Regions from separate parts of the Homo sapiens genome. Here regions 1 and 2 are each linked to region 3. A link is an interaction called in ENCODE POLR2A ChIA-PET data of the cell type or tissue named here. Cell type or tissue: GM12878. All regions are shown on one strand. Each heading gives the region's core, and the rest is flanking DNA. Links, peaks and the distances in the headings are about the cores only.

Region 1 (5,904 bases), core at 369-5,368, 380 kb before region 3:
ACATTTATTGTCAGATTAGGAAACAGTTTTAGAAAAACTGGTTTTTATTTCTTCAAGGTTACACAGTGATGGCTGGGTGTGGTGGCTCACACCTATAATCCCAGCACTTTGGGAGGCTGAGGTGGACAGATCACTTGAGGTCAGGAGTTCAAGACCAGCATGGCCAACATGGCAAAACGCCATCTTTACTAAAAATACAAAAATTAGCCGGGTGTGGTGGCACATGCCTGTGTCCCAGCTACTTGGGAGGCTGAGGCGGGAGAATCACTTGAACACAGGAGGTGGAGGTTGCAGTGAGCTGAGATCTGAGATTGCACCACTACACTCCAGCCTGGGTGACAGAGGAAGACTCCGTCTCAAAAAAAAAAAAAAAAAGAAAGAAAAAAAAGATTACATACAGAAAGTAGTCAAGTTTTTTCTCAAGTCTAAGACTTCTAACTTTAAGTTCAATTATATATATATATATATATATATATATATATATACATGTGTATATATATATGTGTGTGTGTGTATATATATATATATATATATATATTTTTTTTTTTTAACCATACTCTGTAGGAAGAAATACTCTGTAAACCTCAGAGAAGCAATTTGAGGATCAAAGGAAAAATATAAGGGAAATTGCTTTGTTAGGTAAGGGGTTGTATATATACATATGTATATATATATGCTGTGGAGTTGGGGGAGTGAATGAAAGAAGAGTAAAACAGTTCTTGCCTTTCAGAAACATCCCATTGGAGAGGCATATTGAACATACAAAGAATTGGAGAATTCTTGTTAAACTATAGGGTTGAATTTAAGCACACAACATGGATTTAGAAAATGGAAGGGTTATTGTGGTTTAGAATAGCCAGGGAAGGGTTCCTGGAGAAAAGAGGCCTTGAAATGGGCATAAAAGATGGATAGATAAGTGGAGTGAGTAAAAAAATTATTCTAGGTACAGAGGTGAAAATGAGCACGGATTAGTAGGAGACAGTAAGGAAAGTGTAATAGAGGAAGTCTTTTGGGGGCAGAAGATTAAAGTTGAAAAGGGGGATGAAACTAGAAAGTGGGGAACCCTGAAATATTAGGCACAGGAATTTGGGCTTGATTTGTATACAAAAAGAACTCTTTGAGTTTGGAAATTGATGAGGTTTAGGTGATGTTTTGCAAAATAATTCTGGAGAAAATATGCACAATAGATTGAAGTGGGAGAGAAGATTAAATAAAGGGATAACAGGAAAAGGTGATTATAATTCATGTCTGAGGTAATGAGGGTCTGACTAGATTGATAGCAGTAGGAGTAGTGATGCAGAATGAATCTAAGAGCAAATTAGAAGGAAGAACAAACCGGTCCATTTAGAGATTAGATTTAGGGGATGAAGGAGAAAGTGAAAGTGACAGTGTAGTTGACAGAGAAAGTGAACAAGAGGTGGAGAAGCAGAGAGAGAGAAAGAGAAAGATGTCAAAGATTTTGTGAATGTTCATTGGAGATTAAAATAGAATACATGATACTACTGACCGCAATGAAATTAAAAAGATTTGAGAGAGAAGAAAAAGTACAAATTTTGATTTGTTAAATCTGATGTGAAAAAATGCAAGTGAGTACTTTAGAAATTGCTGAAGATGAAGTGGGAGTCTTTCACATGGCAGTTGTGTGATAGAACTTTGGAGCTGGAAGTAAATTAAGAGATAAAATAAGAAAGTAGGTACAAAAAGGGCAAAGCATGTGAAAACATAGCTACCTATTAACAGATTTGTTAATATTAAAGGATTCCCAATCTGTTGCTCTTTGAATGAAGCAGAGGTCACTAACTAAGTACCCTCAGGGACTAGGTGAGATAAATTTATTTAATATTCAACTAATATTTATTTAATCTCATGTATTATGCTATATCTGGTCATGTCCTAGGTGCTGAAGACACAGCATGGCCAAAGTAGAAGAGATTTTGACCTCACAAAGCTAGTATTTTAAAGGAGGAGGTATAATAAATAAAATTAACACATAATCAACATAAGATAATGTAGGATAATGTTAAGTGCTCTGGAGAAAATAAAACAGGATAGATAATATGCTAAAGAGTGATTAGGTGTGGTGCTTACTGAAGAAGTAACATTTGACCTGAGACTGCAGAAACATAAAGGAAATTCTGTATAAAGATATGGATATAGAGCATTCCAGACAGAAGGAACAGCAAGCCTATAGGCCTTAAAGCTGGAATAAATTTGGTATATTTTTGAACTGAAAGATTTATTCAGTGTCTATTGTGTGCCAAATATTTTGCTAGGCTCTGGGGGATACAACAGTGGCTAAAGTGACAACACTGGCTCCCAAAGCTGAGTGGCAAAGAAATCATCTACATTTGATGCACCATCTGGTAGACAGTTCTATTGGTAAATTGATGTATTTAATGTAAATGATAAACTATATAAACATATAATTTTTAAAATGTTATTTTTTCCTCATATTTTTTGTCAGAGAATATTTAAGGCCTAGATAGATACCACTTTTTCCAAAACACTCACCTTAAAACCTTCCTGTGGACAGAATTAATTGCTTTGTCATTTGTATTTTTATAGGCACTTTGTACATGTTTCTGTTCTAGTGCTTATCACACTGTTGGTTTCCATGTCTGTCTCTCCAACCAGATTGTGAACTCTATCCTGAAGTACTTGCATTGTGCTGTACCTATGCTAGGAAGCTAATCAGTGTTTCTTTAATCAACTGCTCTATGAAATTATAAGAAATAATAAATCATTGTTTTACATAATTAAGTTGGGTATTATTTGTTATACAGCCATAGATTCAATGTTTTTATTTTTTTATTTTTTTAATTCTGCTGTCCACATTGTTTCTTTTCTCCAAATTCCTTTTCTTATATTTGCTTTTCATCTCTTCCATGGTTTTCTGAAATGCCATCATGTATTCTTTGAGGACCAATGTTATTCAAGGTGTCCTATGCACTAGAGTTTATATAATTAAATAGGAGGTGAGTTTTGAAATCCTTTTTAGAACTTTAAATTAAACATAATAGATTGACCACATCCATTTATTTTTCTCACGTTCATTAAAATGCATAAAAAGGGTTTTAACTCACAGAGACAAGAGAGAATAGACAATGATTTAACAGAATCTGTCAGAAAGCAAATAGAGGAGCATTGTGACTGACTTAAAAGTTCAGAAGTTTGCTTAGCACTTGGAAACAACAGGTACTTTGTAAGGCAAGGAATAAGACTTGGGAATAAAAAGGGAGACTTGTTGAAAATATATCTATAGAGTACTTGAACCTTTCCAGGTCTCCTTCCCTGCAGAAGATGAGAAGTTTGTGTGCTGGAAAAATGGATCCATGGCAATTCTAGTTAGGAGTACACCAGATAAAGCAAGGGAAAGGGATGACGCATGGGGCTGAAAATGAAAATTAAGTAAAAATCTTCTCATTGAACTGTGGAATCCTTACTTTCTACTATCATCTTCTATCAGAAGGCATACTGCCAGATAAAACCCCCTACCGTCTTCTCTTAAACTTCAGGACAAGAAAATGGAGAGTTCTCTGGGGAAAATGAAACACCTGAGAGAAAACATGTCTACATATTGACATTAGGGAGGTGAACCCCTAATGAAAAATCTGTTTTGTTACCTGATCACCCAGTAGTGAAACCTATCAATCAATAAGCCCTCCCTCAGTGCTTCTATTCATTTTTTTTTTTTTGAGACAGCATCTTGCTCTGTTACCCAGGCTGGAGGGCAGCAATGCGATCATAGCTCACTGTTACCTCGAACTCCTGGGCTCAAGTGATTCTCCAACCTCAGCCTCCCAAGTAACTGGGAGATGTGTGCCACCATGCCTGACTTTGTGTGTGTGTGTGTGTTTGTGAAGATGGGGGTCTCACTGTATTTCCCAGGCTTGTCTTGAACTCCTGGATTCAAGTGATCCTCCTGCCTCAACCTTCCAAAATTCTGAGATTACAGGTGTGAGCCACCACTTATGGCCCCATTCAATTTTTAATGTATCATTCCACTTTTTAAAAATAGCTTTTTCATTGAGATGTAGTTTCCATATCATATGGTTGACTCATTCAAAGTGTGCAATTCAATAATTTTTGGTATATTCACAGTTGTTTATCCATCACCACAATCAATTTTAGAACATTTTAATACCTCAAAAAGAAACCCCATACTCATTAGCAGTCATTCACTATTCCCCTGCAATCCTGCTTCAACCCCCCAACCTAAGCAAATACAGATCTACTTTATGTCCTGTGGATTTGCTTATTCTGGACATTTCATATATGTTGAATCATTAAATATGTGGCCTTTTGTGATTGACTTCTTTCATTTAGTGTAACATTTTCAAGGTTCATCCATGTTGTTGCATGTGTCATTACTTCACCCCTTCTTATTGTGGACTAACATTCTATTTTATAGATATGCTACATTTTATTTATCCATTCACCAGTTGATAGGCATTTGAGTTGTTTCCATTTTTTGGCTATTATGAATAATGCTTTTATGAATATTTATGTGTAGTGTTCTCTTGGGAATCTAAATGGAATTGCTGAGTCATATGGTAACTTTATGTTTAACCTTTTGAGGAACTACCTGGGCTGTTTTCTGGTTGCACCATTTTATATTCCCACCAGCAGTTTATGAAGGTTCCAATTTCTCACATCCTTGTCAACACTCATTATTATTTGTCTTTTTGATTATAGTGTGTCATTCTATTTTCAAACTTCAATAGTTCAAATAATAGAATAACTAACACCTTTATAACCTTACCTAGATTTCACCAGTTATTAAAAATCTGCTATATTTGTTTTATCTCTTTATATACCTCTCTTTCCTGAACCTGTTGAAAGTAACTTGTAAGCATCATGATACTTTGCTCTGAGATACTTGAAGCTTGTATCTCCTTAAACAAGGACAAGTATGTTCTGCTTTATAGCCATCTAAGAAATCTAGTATTGATTCAGGAATATTATCTCAATATACTATACTCAATATTCAAATTTCCTCCTTTTTCCTCCAAATGCCCTCAATAGCTATTTGTTTTTTCTATCTAGGATCTAATTAAAGTTCCCACATTGCATTTGGTAGTCATTTTTTTTTGTTGTCCTTTAATCTAGAACAGTCCCCCTGCTTTTGTTTTTTATAATATTGACTAATGCATTACTTATAAATATAAACAGACAGCTGGGAATCGTCTGACATTTGAGAAAACCATGAAAGAGATGAAAACCAAATGGGAGAAAAGGAACTTGGAGAAAAGAGACAATGTAGAGAGCAGAATAAAAAAAATTAAACTAAAAATATTGAATCTGTGGCTGCATAGCAAATCACCTCCAACTTAATGGTTTAAAATAACAGTGATTTATTATTTCTCATAATTTCGTGAGTTTGTTGGAATGTTTTTCTGCTGGTCTTGCCTAGGCTCTGTTGCAACTGCACCTGAGTTTGTAGATTGTTGTGGGGGTTAGCCCCAGCTGGGACATTTGGGATGGCTGGGCCTCCTCTCTCCATGTAGTCTTTGATTCTGAACTTCTCGTTCTTTGTATAACATGGCATGGCAGGTTCAGAGCAACATTTTCAAAGAGCAAAGACTTCAAGGCCTACTGACCAAAACAAATTGTAAGGCAATCCTAGTGGAGACATAGATTTCATCTCTGGAAGGGAGAAGTGACCCTATCACATTTCAAATGAGATGATGGGAGGAATTTGTCACCATTAAGCAATTTATCAGTTTACCTCTTTTACATTTCTCACACAAGCAAATCATGTTCACCTTCGTCCCAAGACTTCCAAAAATCTCAACCCCAAACAGTATTGGGCTCAAAGTCCATCGGTTTGAATGTGGTTCATGCTCTTTGGCTGCAGCTTGTCAAGTGTAGCTCCTCTTGATCCAGAGATCTATGGACTAAAAA
Region 2 (5,000 bases), core at 1-5,000, 1.8 Mb before region 3:
GTCTCAAAAAAAAAAAAAAAAAGTTACTGAGCATATAGCCCAGAGGGCCCCAACCCTGCCCTTCCCACATGGTTTCTGCAGTATCAGCTTCCAAGTGGCCCACTCAGGACAGAAGGAAACCCTGCTGCCCTTCTACAGGTGGTCCTGTCTGGGGCCTTTCCTCAAGCAGCCTCTAGCCCCACAGGCTGCCTGGCTCCAGGAGGCACATGACCTGTATCCTGCTAGGGACTGCCAGGCTGTGCAAAATTCACCCACCTCTGCCTGCTGGCTGCCCAGCTCCCATAGCAAGGCTCCAGGTGAGCCGTTCTGATCTGACTTCTGTGGCCTCATATGCATTCAAGTGGCCTCAGGGAGATCCATGTGCCACGGATGCCAAGACTGGGCCTTGCCAAAACCAAATCCTAAAATGCAGCAGGAGGTAGCCTTCCAGGCCAGGAAGGGAGCTGCAGCCTAAGGTGGCTGGTAGGCCTGGCCCTAGGGGCTGCCCTGAGGCCATCCCTTAGCAAAGAATCCCAACAGGAAGATCTGACCTGCCTGCCTGGTGCTCTAACCCCAACCCTGTATGAGGGGCATTCCAGGCACTGCTCCTGCTGGTGCCTCACCTTACTGAGCACTCACTCAGTGCCCTGCATGGGGAGGGCAGAGGGACCTGGGCATGGCCTGCCCAAGGCACACACTATCTGGAGGGAGCAGACGGACACTTACTGTGCAATCATGAGCTCACCACCCAGGCTCCAGCAGGGGCTGCAGAAGGCCGTGGGAGCTTCCCAGACCTCTAGAGGTGGGAAGAGGCTGACATCTCCAGGGTGGGCCTTGGCCAACATCTCCTGATGCCTGAACAAGGCTGGCAGGCCTGTCTCCCCACTTCTCTCCCCACAGTTGGGCCTTCTCCTAGACCCTCTGGTGCCTCTGCAGCCTCAGGGCCGGTCTTGACAGAGCCCGACTGTGCCGGCTGGAGCTGTGTTTACTTACACACTTGCCAGCTCCTTGCTGGAGCCGTTTCTTCAGCCAGCCAGAAAGAATTGTTTTTCTTTTTCCAACTGGGAACCTCACTAGGCTCCAGCGTGATGGCAGAGTTTGTAACTGAAACCTCAGCAGAACTAAATCGTTCCCGGTCCTGGACCACCTCATCTGGGAGCCCAAGGCAGGGCTCAGCCTGTCGAGGGGAGCTCCGGGCCTCCGGGCCTCCGGGCCTGGGCTCTGCGCTTTCTTTTTGAGGAAGCACACCTGAGACAGAGCCCAGATGGGGCACTCACCTCCACATTGGAGTCCTTGTGCAAACAGGGGAAGGCAGGAGGCAGCGTCCTCCAACATCCCTTCAGAGACCCTCCCACTGCTACTCCCTGTGTAGAATTTAGATCACACCAGCAATGAGCCACACGGGGCCAGGCATGATGCGAGAGCCCTGCTGCAGGCATCAGGGGAGCTGAAGGACTTGAGCCAAGTCATCTTCCTTCCCTGGGTCTCAGTTTCCCCAGCTGTGAATAGGAACTTCCCTCCTGGGCTCACCGTGTTCTCATGAGGATTGTAGGGAAAACATTCCAAGGAGAGAGCCTGTTATCCGGGCAGGGACTCAGGAGAGAGGGTCTTGGAGTTGGCTTCCCCGGGAAAACACAAGTCTCAGCCTGAGCAGGAGAGGGAGGGAGAGACAGAGCTGGGGACCTGCAGAGGGACAGGCCCCTGGAGGCGGCAGCTGGAGCAGTACCCTGTGGGGCTGGCAAGGACTTTCATGCCTCAGGTTCACGTGGCATTCACATGGGCCTCTTCCCACCACAGATGATGATGCAGTATCTGTACTACGGAGGAACAGAATCCATGGAGATCCCCACCACTGACATCCTGGAGGTGAGACTCGGGAGAGGGGGAGGGGGCCTGGGCTAGGGTGCCCAGCGGCTCGGTCTCCCATTCACCCCCTTCAGAGGGAAGGTGGCTCTTCCTCTCCATCTGACAGGAAGAGCAGTTCCCAGAAAGAGGAACTGTGCACACCACTGAGCCCAGCCTCAGTGCGTGTCCCAGCGGGGATGGTTAGGCCCAGGAGTATCAGAAGGTAGTGGGGCCTGAGGGTGGAGGCAGCAGGGCACACGGCACTCGGGAGCTTTCTGTTCGGTGCTGTCTGGGCCACTGGTCTGGCCATGGGTCCCCAAGACCTGCTCTGCCTCCCTACCAGCTGCTGTCAGCTGCCAGCCTGTTCCAGCTGGATGCCCTGCAGAGGCACTGCGAGATCCTGTGCTCCCAGACCCTCAGCATGGAGAGTGCCGTGAACACCTACAAATATGCCAAGGTGAGGGCCAAGGATGCCTGCTGGCCACCTCCCACCACATGCTCTGCTCCACGGGGGCCTCGGCCGTGTGGCTGCACTGGGGATGAGCTAGGAGATGCAGGTGACCAGGCTGCTTCTGAGGGCAGTGTAGAGGCTGAGGGAGGGTTAGCAACTCCCTGTGTTGCCTGGGGTCACTGCTGCCCACTGGCCATGTGGTAGCTTGGGAGGTGAGCTTTTGAGCCAGCTGCACCCTAGTTCACATTCCAGCTCTGCCACCTGGGCTGTGGTAGCTGGACAAGTTGCTGAGCCTCTGAGTCAAATCAAAGCCATAGGTATTTACTTTTCTCCCCTACCTGTCTGTGCCTCCCTAGCTGTCCCATCTCAACAATCAACATGGTCACTGCTCAGTTGCTCAGACTCAAAACTCAGGAATCATATTTGATTTGCAAAAACCCTCCCATATGCAAGCCACCCACCTCTGAAACACACCAGCGGTTTCTCCACTTCCCTTCATCTCCACTGCCCTCGCCTTGCCCTAAGCCACCACCATCACTCTCTTGGACAATGGCATCAGCCCAGCCTCCCTACTTCCTGGCTTTAGCCCTGCAATCCACAAGCTTCTTTCAAAAGTTCAAAAACCATGGCCAGGCACAGTGGCTCACACCTGTAATCCCAGTACTTTGGGAGGATGAGGCAGGACCAGGAGTTTAGACCAGCCTGTGAAACATGGCAAGAACCTGCCTCTACAAACTAGCTGAGTGTGGTGGCGTGCATCTGTGGTCCCAGTTGCTCAGGAGGCTGAGGCAGGAAGATCAGTTGAGCCCGGGAGGTTGAGACTGTAGTGAGCTGTGATCATGCGCACTCCAGCTTGGGCAAGAGCAAGACTTTGTCTCAACACAACCCCCGCCCCCCAAAAAAGTACAAAGACTGTGTTACTCCCATACTTAATCCCACCAAAGGTTTTCCACCTACTGCAGGCTAAATAATAGCCAGCCCTTATCATGCCTTCCAAGGCCCCCAAGGTCCTGCCCACATCTCCCCTCACTCTGCCATGCTTCCTTCTCAGCGTGCCCAGACCCCAGGACTTTTGTGACACTTCCCTTTTCCTGTAAAGCTCTTTCCCGCCCTTCATCTTCACAACTGGTGTCCCCAGGCCTCCCCTGGCCTCTCACAAGCCATCCTGTCACGTTGGCTTTACCTCCTTCACAGTCTTCTGCAGTTACCTTGTCTTTGGTTCCTCAGATTCTGTCTGTCTCTCCCAAACTAGGACATCAGCAGCACTGCAGAGATCTTGACCTCAGAACTGAAAACCCAGAGCGGCCCCTTGATATGTGTTGAGTGAACATCTTTATCCAGCATTTACCATGTGCACAGTCACATGCCAGGCCTGGTGCTGAGCCCTGGACACCCAGTGGTGGACAGTCCCCGTTCCCACCCTTAGGAAGGGAACTTCCAACCCAACAGGGATGACTGCCACTTAACAGGGCAGCATGACAGTATGACACAGGCAGGAAAATGACGGGGGCTGAACAGTTCAGATATAGCAGAGGTGGCCTCAGGATGCAGGGACAGGGAACGCCTACCCTGGCCAGAGTGGGGCTTAATCAGGGCTGTGGCCATGGGTAGGTAGTATTTGGGGGTGAGGGTGAGTGGGGCTGTACTAAGGCGATGGGCTTCACCCCTCCTCTCTCTGCCCTACAGATCCACAATGCCCCAGAACTGGCCCTGTTCTGTGAGGGCTTCTTCCTCAAGCACATGAAGGCCCTACTGGAGCAGGATGCCTTCCGGCAGCTCATCTACGGCCGCAGCAGCAAAGTGCAGGGCCTGGATCCACTGCAGGACCTGCAGAACACCCTGGCAGAGCGCGTGCACTCTGTCTACATCACCTCCCGGGTGTGAGGCAGGGGGCGGAGGCTGCCGAGGCCAGGGCCTGTGGAGGTGCCAGGGCCCACCATGTCGGGGTATGGTTGTAGGCCCTCTTGGAGCCAGGTTCACGGGGCTGTTTCCTCCTCCTCCCCCAGATGTCCCCCCTGTCACCGGGCAGCTCACCCTCATCTCCTCTGCCCTAGAGCTGTTTGTTCAATCACTGATGGGCAAAGGGGAGATGTAGCTAACTGGTGGCCCTCCTCCCCATCTCAGTTTGCAACTCAAGGGCAGCCATGCACTCCCCCGGGGTGTCGCTCTCCCCTCCTGCAGGTCAGCAGCTGATCCTGATCCACCTCCGCCCAGGCCCTCCAAGCTCTACTCACCCCTAGGGCCTCAGTAAACTCAGACCATCCCAACTGGGGCTCCTGGGGGTACAGGAATCCTTATGAATGTATAGAATGCATACTGCCTAGGCCCCCAGTCGTCTGCAGTAATTCAAAAGCTGGTATTTTTCTTCCTAAATGTCACATAGCAAAGGCTGCCCAAATCCCCAAACTTGTTCTTCAAAGGTTTGACAGGCTTAATGTGGGCATCCAGTGGCCTGTGGACCCCCCCCTGCCACCACGACTGCTGCCACCCGGAGTTCCCCCATTGTCTTTGGTGCCTGGGCTTCCAGAGTCCCTCCCATCAGGACTACCAGCTTGCTCAGTTAGCAGCAGAGGGCAGTTCCCCAGCTTGATGGTTTCTGAGCTAAGTCTGGCATGGAGGGGCAAGGGGTAGGGGATGGGGTGCTGTGTAGGAATGGCCTCAGCTCTTGTTTTGCTGCTGGTTTTAGGGGCCAAAGTAAATGGGTGGATTCTGGAACCTCAGGCCT
Region 3 (5,904 bases), core at 452-5,451:
TAGGCATTGTGCTAAGCTTTATACATGGACTTTAGAAAAATGGACTTTACCCTATTAGTACCATTTTGTATTGATGTGGTACATTTGTTATAATTGATGAGCCAATATTGATAAATTATTGTTAACTAAAGCCCATAGTTTACATTAGGGTTCACTTTTTGTGTTGTACAGTTCTATGGGTTTTGAAAAATGCATAATGCCATGTACCTATTATTCTAGTATCATACAGAATAGTTTCACTGCCCTTAAAATTCCCTACACTCCACCTGTTCTTCCCTCCCTCTTCTTCTCTTCCCAATAATCACCGGTCTTTTTTTTTTCTTTTTCTTTTTTTTTTTTTTGAGATGGGAGTCTCGCTCTGTCACCCAGGCTGGAGTACAGTGGCGCTATCTTGGCTCACTGCAAGCTCCGCCTCCAGGGTTCACACCATTCTCCTGCCTCAGCCTCCCGAGTAGCTGGGACTACAGGTGCCCACCACCACGCCTGGCTAATTTTTTGTATTTTTAGTAGAGACGGGGTTTCACAGTGTTAGCCAGGATGGTCTTGATCTCCTGACCTGGTGATCCACTCGCCTCGGCCTCCCAAAGTGCTGGGATTACAGGCGTGAGCCACTGTGCCCGGCTCGGTCTTTTTTCAGAATGTCATATAGTTGGAATCATACTAGATGTAGCATTTTCAGGCTGACTTCTTTCTCTTAGCAATATGCATGTAAGGTTTCTCCTTGTCTATTTGTGGCCTTTCCCCCTTCATTTCATCTGCAATACACACTTATGAGGTGGGTACTGTTATTCTCTCCATTTCATGGATGGGGAAACTGAAGCCCAGAGGTGATGAATAATGTCAGAATCACATCGCTAGTAAATATTGGAGCCGAGACTAATAACACAGGTCTTGCCTGACTTCAGACCCCCTGTTTATACCTACTTCACGATACTGCTTCTTAGGGAGGCAGAGGATGGTGAACAGTTTGTGGGAGGGAGAAGTCTCCAAGGAGCATGAAGAAAGTAAAGTATAAAGGTAAAAGTTTTGGAGAATTCAATAGACACTTTTGGTCTGCCACCTCCGTAGACCTTCAGTCTGCCTTCCCTGCAGAGTCTCTGTTTTGGGTGGTCAGAAGCACATACAGTTACTAAGGGTTTCATTTATGGCTTATAAACATCAATCCATGGCTGCAACCTGAGTAACAGCAGTGATACTTTCACCAGAATGGTCAGTACTCTAGATATAAGTTGTATCTGGGCCAGACCCCACATGATACGTGGGGCAAGTAGCTCTGAGATGTTCTGATTAATGTTTCCAGAAGTGTCACGAAGAAAGAACAGTGTGCTCCCTACTCCCAAGCCTTTCAATGGAGAGCAATAAAGGCAAGGGTTACAGAAATACGGAAATCTGACGACGGTTTAGGGAGACATCAAGCCTCTCCCCTGACGAATACAATCAGAATCCTTCACCGGGACCCTTACTGAGATTAACAACTCCTGTTCCCATGTGCACTGCTTCTAGGATGAATTAAGGGAAATGGAAAATGCTTCCTTTGCTTTCTTTCCCATCAAGCCCAGTTTGTCAGGCTCACTTGCCATGGCCTCTAAAACACTCCAGACCAGACAGGTATTGAGTATTCCAATCCAACAGCTGGCTCACCATTTAATTTTATGCCTTCATTATCCCTGAGACACTATGGCCTATTAACATCAATGTTGTGTTGTATGTCACTGCAGCATTTATTCTTCCAAAAAAGAAAATGACCTTTCAGTGCAGGGCAATGTGAAATAGGGACTAGAACATAAGCATGGGGTAGAGTGGAAAATGCACAGGGCAAGGAGTTGGTTATATTCAGAAGTGGTTCCAGGTCTTAGCACAAAACATGGATGCACTTTAGGCCAGGCATGGTGGCTCACACCTGTAATCCCAGCACTCTAGGAGGCCAAGGTGGAAGGATCCCTTCAGCTCAAGAGTTTGAGACCAGCCTGAGCAACATAGGGAGACCCTATCTCTACCAAAAAAAAAAAAAAAAATTAGCTGGGCATGATGACTCTCACCTGTTGTCCCAGCTGTTCAGGAGGCTGAAGTGGGAGGATTACTTAAGCTGGTGAGGTCGAGGCTGCAGGAGCCCCGATCGTGCCACTGCACTCCAGCCTGGACAACAGAATAAGATCCTGTCTTAAGAACAAACAAAACCAAAACATGGATGCACTCTTGTGTCAGCATCTCACCGCCTTTGGGGTTGATTTACTCATCTATAAAGGAATGAGGAGAATTTAGTGGCCACTCAGGCACTTGCTCAGCTCCCATTTATGACTCCCTGACCCCAAGAAGAGGAAGGGGAGCTTGCCTCTTTGTTTTCCTCCAGTTCTTATTCTTGGAAGACTGACAACACACACACTGCACTTCCACAAGATAAAGGGGAGCAACAGATGCCCTGCAAAGGACGTGTGCAGAGCACAGAAGGCAGATGGATTCCAGTGCTTTCTGGCCTCACTATTAAAGGTTGTGCTGGCTTCACCATGGCCTTCTGGTGGGTTTTGCTTCCTTTCACAGATGGGATCCCCAAATCCAGGGGCTTCTTCTTCCTTGTTATTTACTTATACTTGGACGATCTGGTCAGTTAGGGGCTCATTCATTATCCCACTTTTTTCTAATAAGGATGTCCCCACCCATTGCAGACTGGCTCTAGGTCATGTGGTCATGACTCCAAGTGGGAGGGAGTAGTTAGACTTTGGGACTTTGGACTTGCAGACATCACTACCTCAAGAGGAGAAGCTGAGAGATAGAATGGATTGGGAGCTCTTCCAGGTACCAGCATTTCTTTTGCAGAGGCTCTGGGACAGCCATTTCATGTAGGTTTCATCTCAACAGCCACTTCTGGTTGCTCAGTAGTGATGATCTTAGAGCACTGCATTGTAGAATGTCCTGATCTAGCATCCATTACTGATGTCTGCCATGGGGATCTGGAGTGTGAATGGGAGTGGTTTTAGGTCTGCACCTGCCACCCCTTCTTTGGATATACTCCAGTGCTCACTCTCCCTCAAGACCTACGTGAATGTTCACATGTGGCTTAAAGCCTCCCTTCCTCTTACTCTCTGCCTGCAGGATGTGCGACGTGTGCCTGGAGTAGCCCCGACTCTTGTACGGTCGGCATCTGAGACCAGTGAGAAACGCCCCTTCATGTGTGCTTACCCAGGCTGCAATAAGAGATATTTTAAGCTGTCCCACTTACAGATGCACAGCAGGAAGCACACTGGTAAGTGTGCCCGCTGTCCAGTCTTGGGCAAACATGGTTCAAGAGCTCCTTTTCCAGGCTCTCACACTGCTAAGGACCCAGGTTATTTCCAGGATGGAAAGTAAGCACTGCTTTGAAAGGTCTGATCCAGGTGTTGTAAAGAGGCTGTGGGGCCATTTTGCATTCTGATTATCTATCCTTTATTACAGAGGTCAGTAAACTGTCTTCCAGAAAGGCAGAGCAGAGTGGTAGAGAGAAAGTGCCACAGAATTAAAGAGACCTGTGTAGGAATCGTGTTGGTGTTAGAATACTATTAGCATTTCTAAGGAGAGAGGAGCTGGCCTGGGAATATAGTCATCAGATGGTTTTAGGAGGTCGATGGGCAAGATCATTGTGAAATTTTAGAAGAGATGGTCCAAAGAAAAACTTACCTGCTTGGGTCAGTAATAATCAACTAGACAGGAAGGGGAAAATTGATTGTTAGTTTGATTTTTTAGTGATCACTTAAAAAAAAAAGGTCAGTCATGGGGGCTCACGCCTGTAATCCCAGCACTTTGGGAGGCCGAAGTGGGTGGATCACCCAAGGTCAGGAGTTGGAGACCAGCCTGGCCAACAAGGTGAAACCCCGTCTCTACTAAAAATACAAAAATGAGCCGGGTGTGGTGGCACGCACCTGTACTTGGGAGGCTGGGGCAGGAGAATTGCTTGAACCTAGGAGGCAGAGGTTGCAGTGAGCTGAGATCTTACCACTGTACTCCAGCCTGGGCGACAGAGCAAGACTCTGCCAAAAAAAAAAAAAAGGAGAGAGAGAGATGATGATTTTTTATCTTTGAAGATACGCCAATGAAACTGGATTTTCCCCCAGGTCAGAGAGGCTGCTTCTGGGAAACAGAGAACTGGCATTGTTTGGTGTTGGCCACCTTGAATGTGGACAGCCATGTCACAGAACGTTTACTCTGGGCCTTGTGGGCACTAGGTGGGAGTGTGGGAGTGTGGTAAAACCCAGGTTTTCCTACAGAGGAGCTACTGCTGCCTTTTCCACAATCGAAGAACAGCATTATTATAGGATCACTGTTGCAACTGTGTTATTACTGCTGATTTTGCTCTTGGGAAGCTGGAGAAAAAAGTGAGCTGCATTCAGATTTCCTTGGACCATTGAAATTTGCTAATTCACTGTGTCCAGAGGATGCAATTCTGGTGTCAATCTGAGTTTGCACTCAGTGGGCCACAGACTTTGAGGCTAAAAAGGAGGGGACCAGTGGCATGTTATGTTTTTACACATTTCCCCAAATGGGATCATTTGAAAAGTGACTGTCAAGGTTATAAGGAAAACGAGAAAGTAAAGTCCTGCCTGAAAAATGCAAGGGAATAAATGAAGGCAATATGGTTGTAGAAACTTTTAGTGAGAGAGAAGCACTTAGAATGCAGTGAGGGTTAGACAACTGTGTGAAGGGAAGGCAGTGAACAAGACAGCCAAAACCCCAGACCCACTGGAGCCTTTAAGAAACTCTTCCTTGCAGAAGATGAGGGCAGGTTGGTATTTAACAATCCTACAGTCCCCCTTGAAAGAGAGCAATATTTTCTTATTTATTTATAACAACAGTACAGACTGTTATATTAAGTACTTTTTGGGTGTCAGGCTCTCTACATGTATATTTCATTTAATCCTCACTCACAAAACATTTATGAAGAGTATAGGATATAGCAGAAAGAGGACTCAAACTCCTTCTTTTTAACTGCAGGTTATAATCCTCCTTCTCAAAGAGTTCCTGGTTTGTTTGGGAGCTAGGATATAAAGAAATGAAAAGTGACTGAGAGAGTACATGATCATGTACTAAATCAGAGACAGGAGGTACCGAGGGGTTTGGAGGGTATCAGTTTGAACTAAGGTCATCCGAGAAAGTTTCTCAGAGGAAGAACAGCTTGGGTTAGCCAGTGGAGGCTGGTAGTTTGGGCAGAGAAAGTGATAGATGAGCAGAAGCTCAAAGGCAGGGGAAGGAAATCAGACTCAATAGGGGTAACATCTTCTCCAGCTCACAGAGGTGAAACATAAGGCACCAACCTGGATACAAATACAAAGAAAGGGGCCAGGTGCAGTGGCTCACACCTGTAATCCCAGTATGTTGGGAGGCGTAGGCGGGAGGATTGCTTAAGGGGTTCAAGACCAGCCTGGGCAATATAGTGAGACCCTGTCTCTAAAAAAAATATTTTTAAAAATTTAGCCAAGTGTGCTGGTGTATGCCTGTAGTCCCAGCTACTCAGGAGGCTGAGGTAGGAGGATTGCTTGTGCCCACGGTTTCGAGGCTGCAGTGAGCTAGGCTCACACCACTGCGCTTTAGTCTGGGCAACAGAGAGAGACTCTGTCTCTGAGAAAAAATAAAAATAAAAAGGCTCCAGCCCTTAGGATTTTCCAACCCATTGAAGAATTGTAGAATTGTAGACCCAGACACAGCTCACCACATTAGACAGCCTGGAATAAATGTCGTAATGAGGGAAGGAAGGGAAATTGGCCCATGCAGTTTCCAAGCAGGCATTGCAGAAGAAGGAGACACCCAGGAGACTTTTCGATGTGGAGATAGGGATGGGGGACATTTAGTGTGAGCAGAGTGCAAGGAGGACTTCAGGATGTGAGCTCTGGCATAGTGGGGAATAGAGATTCATGAGGGAAATAGCCCAGGCTTTGA

What was found. ChIA-PET counts read pairs that join two places held together with the same protein. Peaks named below come from ENCODE experiments on the same cell type or tissue, not always from the same donor. Only the 100,000 strongest peaks of a DNase experiment are listed, where the experiment ranks them.
Region 1: POLR2A ChIA-PET joins it to region 3 with 7 read pairs; 2 of 35 experiments call an interaction of 5 or more read pairs at or near these places.
Region 2: POLR2A ChIA-PET joins it to region 3 with 5 read pairs; 1 of 35 experiments calls an interaction of 5 or more read pairs at or near these places.

The regions. Positions count from the first base shown.
Region 1 is chr11:32,771,571-32,777,474 of GRCh38, reverse strand. The region is part of intron 1 of CCDC73 (coiled-coil domain containing 73); the gene reads left to right. Among named protein-coding and RNA genes, the nearest start is that of CCDC73, 20 kb to the left of the region's middle. In GM12878, for the core only: no CTCF peak of the experiment used is centred there; no DNase peak of the experiment used is centred there; H3K4me3 peaks cover 478 bases; H3K27ac peaks cover 724 bases.
Region 2 is chr11:34,151,546-34,156,545 of GRCh38, reverse strand. It overlaps ABTB2 (ankyrin repeat and BTB domain containing 2), which reads left to right. Exons shown (of 17, transcript NM_145804.3): 15 at 1,777-1,845; 16 at 2,168-2,281; 17 at 3,962-5,000. The coding sequence ends at 4,159. Among named protein-coding and RNA genes, the nearest start is that of NAT10, 48 kb to the right of the region's middle. RefSeq lists enhancers at 489-990, 1,583-1,632, 2,173-2,222. In GM12878, for the core only: no CTCF peak of the experiment used is centred there; a DNase peak (open chromatin) is centred at 1,975; H3K27ac peaks cover 1,756 bases.
Region 3 is chr11:32,393,594-32,399,497 of GRCh38, reverse strand. It overlaps WT1 (WT1 transcription factor), which reads left to right. Exons shown (of 10, transcript NM_024426.6): 7 at 3,091-3,241. Among named protein-coding and RNA genes, the nearest start is that of WT1-AS, 39 kb to the left of the region's middle. In GM12878, for the core only: no CTCF peak of the experiment used is centred there; a DNase peak (open chromatin) is centred at 3,001; H3K27me3 peaks cover 143 bases.